2 separate regions of the Homo sapiens genome follow, and region 2 is linked to region 1. The links are chromatin contacts, found by Hi-C or POLR2A ChIA-PET in ENCODE. All regions are on one chromosome and are shown on one strand. The core of a region is the stretch at or near the end of the contact, and the rest is flanking DNA. Distances in the headings are between cores, read along the strand shown.

Region 1 (4,260 bases), core at 118-2,617:
TTCAATGGGTTACAACTCAAAGTTTGAAAAACACGCTTCAAGGCACTGTAGTGAGAGGCTGAGCAGAATCTGAGAGTTAAGTTGGGATTTAAAGTGGTCTGAGCTGGTCCTCAGTGGTCATCCAAGAGCCTGAAGCCAGAAACTGAATCATTAATGCCATTATGCTGCAGCCAGCTAGTACCAGCTCACAAGAGCTGAAAATGTGCAATTCTTCCCAACTCTGCATTCAGTGATGCCATGTTGGTAGCTTGAATCAGCCAAGGTGGGAGTATTTACACGATGGAAATCGGCATCCACTACAAACCAGGACTTCTTCCCGCAGAGAGCTGGTTGTTAAAACATTTACACCAGCACTTCGCTGACTAGTGTCCCCTTCTAGCATCACTGCTTCCTGGCTCGATTTCTCCAGCTATAAAATGGAAAATTATATTCATCATGTACCATACTGGGACGCAGACAGGTTTTATGAACTGAACTGAAATGGAAATCATTATATTAATTTAAAATTATGGTTACCGCATCAATTATTGACCTAAGAACTTATGCCCAACAGAGCCAGGTAAACAAGTTGATCACCTCCTGTGTCAAATGAGGCTATAAATTGTCATGGGTGGGGTGGGGGATGGGGAATTAGGTTACTGGAGTTCTTTCCAATGTCTATTGACTTAATGCTTACTCATTAAAGATTATTCAGGAGATTACTCACAGATCAGGCTTGTAGCATTAAATCAGGTCTGCTTATAAATTTATCACACTCTTCTCAGTGCCTCTGTTTCGAGCAAGCAGCCCTCCACTTCCCTTACTGAACTTCTGGTACAATTCCCATTCATGGCAGAGTCCATCACATTCACGTTATCAGCTTGGTCTGGCACTCAGCCTGCTTCCCAATAGCACTGAGGTTCTCCCAGGCCTCTGTCCACTCTCACAGCCTTCCTCCCGCTGAAATCTGCTTCTCACACCCCCAGGTGGCAGAGGAGGGAGGGATGGAACAGAACTCAGTTGTGACGTAAGGAGACACAAAGTTTGGGACAACAGAATGGTTCCTACAAAAGTAAAGTACTAACTGACTTCCCAGTGTAGTTGGTAAAGTGCTTCTGAAGTCAACACTGAAAAAGAAACTGGCAGCATGGGAGCAGCGTTTTATTCCAGATAAACAGCCTTCTAGAGAGAACACTTTTGACAAGCAAAGTCATGTGTTTATAAACTTTAGTTTATATCCAATATTCACTTTTGAAAATGGTTACAGTTAAGGAAAAGGCAGGGTGACATCTCCAATTCTCTATTTACACAGGACTTGTTTCTAAGATGGGAAGACAGCTGGTTTTGTGGATTCAGGATCAAGCTAGATGCTGCGTGCCTTTGAATTTGCCCCTGGATACCTTCCAAGGCTCGAGACTTTGACATTATGAAGCAACAACTGGTGAGAGCTCAAATGATGAAAACCTTAAGAGAGACTAAATAAGGCTTGATTCCTCCCTTTTGCAAGCAGGAATTCCAGGTGAAGCACCAGATGTACAGAGAAGCTGCAAGAAGCAGACACTACTTTGAAGGCAGTCGGACAGCCTATTGGCAATCAGTGATATCTACGCTCACCATAGAGAATCCCACGGTCGGAAAAAAGAAGACAGCAAAACAGACAACCTTAAATTCTAGTTTCTTGGAAAAAATAACACAGCTCCTGAAAATGGCCTTAGATTTCAGGGTTGTGAAACTACCTCAGTCGCTATAGGAATTACAAAAATGTCAAGATGGCATACGCTATAATGCTATAGCTATTAACATAATTTTATATAATTTAAACATTATGCTTTTCATTTTAACTTACTCTAAAAGGTACTGTAATGAAAAAAATTGGGGCTGTATTTATGTTAATTTAAACATTCCAAGCTCTTTCCAGGAAGGTAGATGTGAGCTCTACCTAAAAAGTAAGTCTTAGCTGGGCGTGGTGGCTCACGCCTGTAATCCCAGCACTTTGGGAGGCCGAGGCGGGCAGATCATGAGGTCAAGAAATTGAGACCATCTTGGCTAACACAGTGAAATCCCATCCCTACTAAAAATACAACCATTAGGTGGGCGTGGTCGTGCGCACCTGTAGTCCCAGCTACTTGGGAGGCTGAGGCAGGAGAATAGCTTGAACCGTGAGGCGGAGCTTGCAGTGAACAGAGATCGCGCCACTGTAATCCAGCCTGGCAACACAGCAAGACTCTGTCTCAAAAATAAATAAATAAATTAATTAATTAAGTCTCTGCTCACTGGGAGGTAACTGGACCCACAGATCTCGGTAGGACCTACGGATGTGACAAACCTGTGACAATGGCCAGAGGACCAGGTGCTATTGATCTTCCTTGGAAAACTATCAAAAAGCTGTGCTGGTGGCTGACAGTGGTTTTGATCTGTGGGCTTCTGCTTACATGAACTCAGACAGGCCAAATTCCTGAGAAGAACAGCAACTGTAGTTCAAGGATATGTGATTCACTCCAAGCAGATTCAAATCTGGACATAGAATGGCTGGTCCTAAGAGTCTTCCTTTCCCCTAATAATCTTTATGCACTTATTATACTGTATTTATTAATTTTTCTTTTTGCTATCAGAGTTTTCAGTTGCATTTTAATCACTTAACGGTGCATGGAAAGCTTAAGGCAATATACAAAGATGTTTCTCCTTTGCTCTGACAGAATGATTTTATTTGTTCCCCAATTCTAAAATCTCCTTAAATTCATAGAACAAAACAAGTTGGTGTCTGAAAATGACCTCAGACTCGACATCTCCTACTTCCCCAGCAGAATGTTGAGCTCCCCTCTAGGAAAATGTGATCACTTTCTGTTTCTCAGATCTCTGGAAACCAAGGGCTCCATTGTGAGAGATTCAAAATCAGTGAAATCTGCAAAGGGAAAATGAAGGAAGAGAACTAGAAAAGCAAGCAGCAGCGGTGAGCTCTCCAGCATCACTCCAGCATCAAGGGGAGTGAGCGTGCGGGTGCGTGCAGGCGGCAGCAGCAAAGCTTTTCTTCTTTTGCAAACCAATGGCTAAAATGACTCCTGGCCTCTTCCTGCCACGGCTAGGCTGGAAGGCATCCCCTCCCTGGCTACAGCCCAGAGCCGGGCCTGGTAGCAGGTCAGTGCTGAGAAACACAAGGGGCAGGTGGAAGCTCCTCATTAGGCTGCATGAACAGGATGTCCGCCCCCGGACCCCAACCCCAACCACCCAACAAAACATGACCACACAAGACAGTCTCAGCCCCACTTCCTCAGGAGAAGGACCTTTAAAGACCAGCATTCAAGATGTATGGAGGCGAAGGGGCTGCACTGGGTCCCCAGGATGCTTCCTTAGGCCTCAGGTCTCGCCCAGAGTTGAGAACAAAAACTATTAGAGATGGGCCTTAAAAATGCAGTGCCTGCTTGCTGAGCCCTGGAGTTTGGAAGCCCAAGTTCAAATTTGGCATTTGGCTTATAATCTTCTCTAAGCTTGTGTTTCCACACATGGAATTAGATGACTTATTTGTGAAGAGGCTGGCACACAGAAGGGATATAAAAAATAGAACATGTTATTATCTGTGGCCTTCTTCTCATCTCTCCCACTCACCTGGCCTCTCCTCAGGGAAGCCTCCCTCTCCCCTCCTGGTGCGCCCTCACTCGGCAAAGCCCGGCAGCTTTCCTAAGGCTGTTGTGGAGTGGCTGGTTTATGTCTCTGACTCTCACCAGACGGCAATCTTCCGGAAGACAGGAATTGTGACTTATCGCCCTTCCTATCTCCATAGTCAAACAGTCTGGCATGTGGTAGCTGCTTAATCAATGGTAATATGTTAACTAGGCTGAGGTTCCCAAGAAGTTGATTTATTTTCCATACTCATTCATTTTCTCTTCTCTCGAAAGGGGAAGTAGTAAATGATAATAAATTGCCCTAATATCCATGCTGCTATCTAAGATTACGAGGTCAATAATTGTCTCTATTTATTCACTCTTTGAGCTCCTTGGAAGATAAGCACTAAGGGAATCTAAGGCATGATCCAGGTGAGCCGTCAGTGGAGAAGTGGTCTATTCCTGTGCCCACCATGCCAAGTGCATGAAAGCTGTTCCTTCCCCCCACCCCATGGCAAACACAGCTACTCTGCACTCAACAAGGCCCCCTTCAGAGCCAGTGTTTGGGATGGGCTTGGGTGTTTTTTGGATGCTCTCTCTGGTCCCATTTTCTACTTCCTGACTTTGGGCTGCCATTGACATCCAGACTGTGTGTGATCCTGGGCCTGGAAGATCTAGACTT
Region 2 (4,154 bases), core at 1,035-3,534, 140 kb after region 1:
AAGTATGCCTGCCTCTCACTGTTAAATATATGTGATGGTGCAGATTATTCAGAGCAGTGTTAAGGCATCAACATAAGTGCAGCCCCATGGAGTCAGGGACAGAGGTCAAGGTGAAGTGTTTCTTTACCTTTGAAGACTTCTGGCACCCAGGCTTACACCTACACTTCAGCTCGGCAATCCGGATGTCAGGGAAGTGAGAGGCGAAGTTTGAACCCATGTGAACTGTACATTTTGGGACTTGAGTATTCAGGAACTTGGCTCTCTTTGATGAGAAATTACTTCCCTCCTCCATCGGCTCAGCTTTTCTTCTTCCACCTTCCCTTTCCTCCCTCTCTCCCTCCTCTTTCCCCTTCCTCTCTTCTTCCTCTTTCCCTTCCTCTCTTCCTCCTTCCTTTCTTCCTTCCTCCTTTTAAGTCATCACCACCACCAGCACTACAAAAACCTATAGCATGTTCATGTCAGAACTTCTAAAGAGTTGTTGTAAAGATTAAGATACAAGTGGGGAAGAAAGAAATTTAAATTCATTAGAATAATTTTGATCATCATAATTAAAACAATTTTTCTTTATTATGGACACTTTCAAGCATATAAACATCTGACTAATCCAATGAACCCCTTGTACTAATCACTCACCTTCAGTAAAGTTGGCCAATCTCTATTTCATCCTTTCATCTTTCTCCCCAATCATGTCCACCCTCCTCCTGACCCCACCTGAGATTACTTCAGAACAAATCCAAGGCATCATATTGTTTCATCTGTAAATAATTCAGCAGTATTTATAAGAGATAATCTCTCTTATTTTAAACATAATCACAATACTATCATATCTAAAAAAAATAATTTGTTAATATTATAAAATATTCAGTCAGTTCTCAAATTTCCCTGATTATCTCCTTTTTATTCTTGGTTTGTTCAAATGAGGACCCAAATAAGACGCACTCATTGCATGCTGCTGAAATAGCTCTTGTCGCTCATAGTCTGTAGGCTTCCTTGCCCTCCTGTTTTCTTGCCGTTTATTTATTGAAGAAACTGAGCTATTTGTTTTGCAGAATTTTTACCATTCTGCATTTTGCTGATTGCATCTTCATGGTATCATTTAACATGTTCTTGTAATTCCTGTAATTACCTAGAATTCCTGTAATTACCTGTAATTCCTATCAGCTGATAGTTATACCTAGAAGCTTGTCATTATTAGTAGCAATATCAAAAACTTCACTTTTGAGACTGGCAATTTCTACGTCTGACATCTTACCACAGTGAACAAGGCAGCATCCCAAACTCTTCTGAGTCAATAAGAAAAGGGTAACTCTTGCAGTAATGCCAAGTTCAGTTTCTGTTCACTTTGCAAAAAATGTATGCCCACTACTAGACCCATGACTGTCAACTAGAATGTGCTGGGCCTCCTCTCCTGTCTGTGCATGGGAATGGGCACAACCAGGTGGAAAGAACATGAACTTGGGAGTCAGATAGCTCTAGATGTGAATTCTGACTTCAGGTTTTATGAAGTACATAGCTTGTCTAGTGAATTCATATCTCCACTTCTCAGATTCCTTGTATACAAGGATAATGTCTGTCTTACCAGGCTGCCAAGATGTACCTGACATGTAGTATGTGTTCAATAATTGTTTCTTTTCCAGCTTAGGTTAAAAATGGGAATTTTCAAGAAACCACAAACCCACAGAGTTTGTTTAGATCCAAACACAGATATGGCATTTGCCAGCCTCATAAACAATAGAGGAGGCTTTCAGGCAAGCCCCAAGAAAGCATGTTCAGAAAGGGGAAGGAACGTGGGGACAGGAACTATTGCTCCCCTTCTCTCTTTGTACTCAGAAAATCCAGGAAATTCTTCCTCAAGAAAGCATGACCCATTTCAGCCTAAAAGCGTGCTTTTCTCTGGACTGTGCTGGCTTGAGAACATATTTCTTTTACCAAAAAATGAGTTCACAGTAAGTGACTCAGAAGCATATGGATGAAATTTCCTTTAAGCCACTCAAGGGATTAGAAATTAAGGGAAAGAGTGCCTGGCAAAATGCATTTGGGGTTTTGCCAAGCCCAAACCAACTGAGAAATAGTTAAGACACAAGGCAGATCTCAAATGCTGCCAAGTTTACCCATCTTAGCAGGACAGGGATTTATAATTAGAGCTGCTCAGAAAAGCACTGCCTTACGGGTGGCAAAGGACAAAAAAGGCTTTGTCCCCAACATCTCCACAGGCTGCGGTTTCCCAGATGGGCCCTTAACAGTGTACACACCCTCTCCATCGCCAGGGTCCTCAAAGCCACCGCCTCTACCAAGCAAGGTTCGACTTCTACACCACGCCCCTGACATTCTCTCCAGGCCTCTTTTGTTTCTGGCCCAGGCTGGATGCATCACACTGTGAATTCCTGGATGAGGAAGAACAAATCTTGCGGAGTGTTCTGGAATTACAGAGGAGAGCCATAATGGGAAAATGTGACAAAGCAATTCCCTTCTCTGACATACACATTTTACCCCTGTCTCTCACCTTTGTCACGTTTCCCCATTTTTTCACCTTCTGTGGGTTTCTTTTTCTGTAAAATGAAGGGATTGGATCTGCTGGTTTCAAACTGTGCTACCTGGAGCCACTTGCGGGCCTGGCGGGGCCCAGTGGAAGTGGATGGGGAGATGGTGAGAAGGGCTCTCTTCAAAAAAAGCAGGAGGGGGCTCCAACATAGCATTTCAAGGAAATCAAGGGATCCAAAGTTAAACAATTTGAAAATCACAAGTCTGGACGAAGTCTCATTGTTCTTTCCAACTGAACACTGCCGGTGTGGTGTGCCTCACTTCTCAGTCTCCATTCACTAACCCAAATATCCCCAAAGATGTGCACCAATTTTTCTGTCTAGCATTCATCAGAGTGCTCCTGTGTGCCAGGCCCTCTGCTAAGCACTGGGCATACAGCAGTGAACAGAAACCCCAGGGGGCTCATAGACCAGTTGGGAAGATTGGCATTAAACAAATGAATATGTAAATCCAAATCAAGAGGTATGAACACCATGAAAGACAAAATCATGGTTGAAAGTTGAGTGGGCCTGGGGTTGGAGAGATACTGCCCTAAGCATCTCCCCTCCCCACCTGGCTTGCCACTTGCCCCTTTATAGAATAACTAATCGTTGTTCAGTCTTTGATAGTTTCCACTGAAAACATCCCTCTTCTACCTGACAGAGGAGGGTCAAGACACCCAGAGCACAAAGGAGCTGATGGGTTTAGTTAGCTGTTACTGCGGAAAGCCAAGAGGATGAGCTTGAGAGAACAGACTGAGGGCTTTAGATGGGTGAATGTGAGAAAGTCTACAGTGCTTGCTGTGCTGAGGAAAAAATCCAGGTGGATCACCTGGAGGTGACCCAAAGTGCCAATGAAGTGCATGTCAATGGCCCTCTTCACATACTTCACTACTGTATCTGGAGCTCTCCTGAACATCTTTCTCCCATTCCTCACTGAGTTTTGCTAGACATGGCAAATGTTAACTCATTACCAACTCTTAATTGTATTGCTGTTTCTTTGCCCCTGTCTAGCTCTTTCTATTTGTACATTTTGTAAAGAGAAAAGGAATTTAAAAAATAAAACCAAAACAATCTCTGGAGACATTTCTGTGGTTTCCGCTATAGGTAAGGGGCAAACTCACCGTTTCTGGCCTGCAGCGTGTCTGGCCTCTTACCTGGGAGGGAGATGGGGGAGCTAAGCAGAGGGAGACTGGCTTGGCTGCTTGAACAGTGAAGACTCCTGTGGGGCACTAGATGGCAACATTTCTCCAAATCTAAACTTGGCAAGGCCCTGTGGACACAAGGTCAACAGTGCACAGTTGCTAATCCCAACACATTTTATGAAACTCAAGCTTGTGTGGAGGAGAAGACTGAAGCTAGATCTGGTGGACGAGAGGTCCTAACAGTCTCTCTCTCAGAGCTCGGCCCATAGTAAGAGGCTAGTGGTGCTATTTCTACCACTACCACCAACACCACTGCTACAACCATGGCCATCGTCACCACCACCACTATCACCACCACCACTACCACAATTGACTCACTCATGTGGGTATTGTTTTCATTGGTGCTGAAAATTAAACCCTCATTCAGACTAATTCTGGGAGGAGAGATCTAGTTAGCGATATACATCCTTTCAATGTTTTTTCAAATATA

The links. Hi-C counts contacts between places; a loop is a spot of excess contacts on that map. ChIA-PET counts read pairs that join two places held with the same protein, here RNA polymerase II (POLR2A). Pooled maps may share reads with other maps.
Region 2: a loop to region 1 is called in a pooled map, with 2.1 times the contacts of the local background. The contact joins two enhancer-like sites. A Hi-C loop is called at or near these places in 9 of 37 single-sample maps with no recorded cell type and 15 of 50 pooled maps. POLR2A ChIA-PET finds 5 or more read pairs at or near these places in 2 of 52 experiments (activated T-cell and activated naive CD4-positive, alpha-beta T cell).

The regions. Positions count from the first base shown.
Region 1 is chr7:105,794,149-105,798,408 of GRCh38, forward strand. All of the region lies in intron 2 of ATXN7L1 (ataxin 7 like 1), which reads right to left. Among named protein-coding and RNA genes, the nearest start is that of ATXN7L1, 80 kb to the right of the region's middle. RefSeq lists enhancers at 323-1,522, 2,592-3,092. Within about 2 kb of position 1,368, at least 11 of the 41 ENCODE cell types and tissues checked have a DNase peak (open chromatin) inside an H3K27ac peak, as active enhancers do.
Region 2 is chr7:105,931,012-105,935,165 of GRCh38, forward strand. No RefSeq gene overlaps it. Among named protein-coding and RNA genes, the nearest start is that of CDHR3, 30 kb to the right of the region's middle. Within about 2 kb of position 2,285, at least 8 of the 41 ENCODE cell types and tissues checked have a DNase peak (open chromatin) inside an H3K27ac peak, as active enhancers do.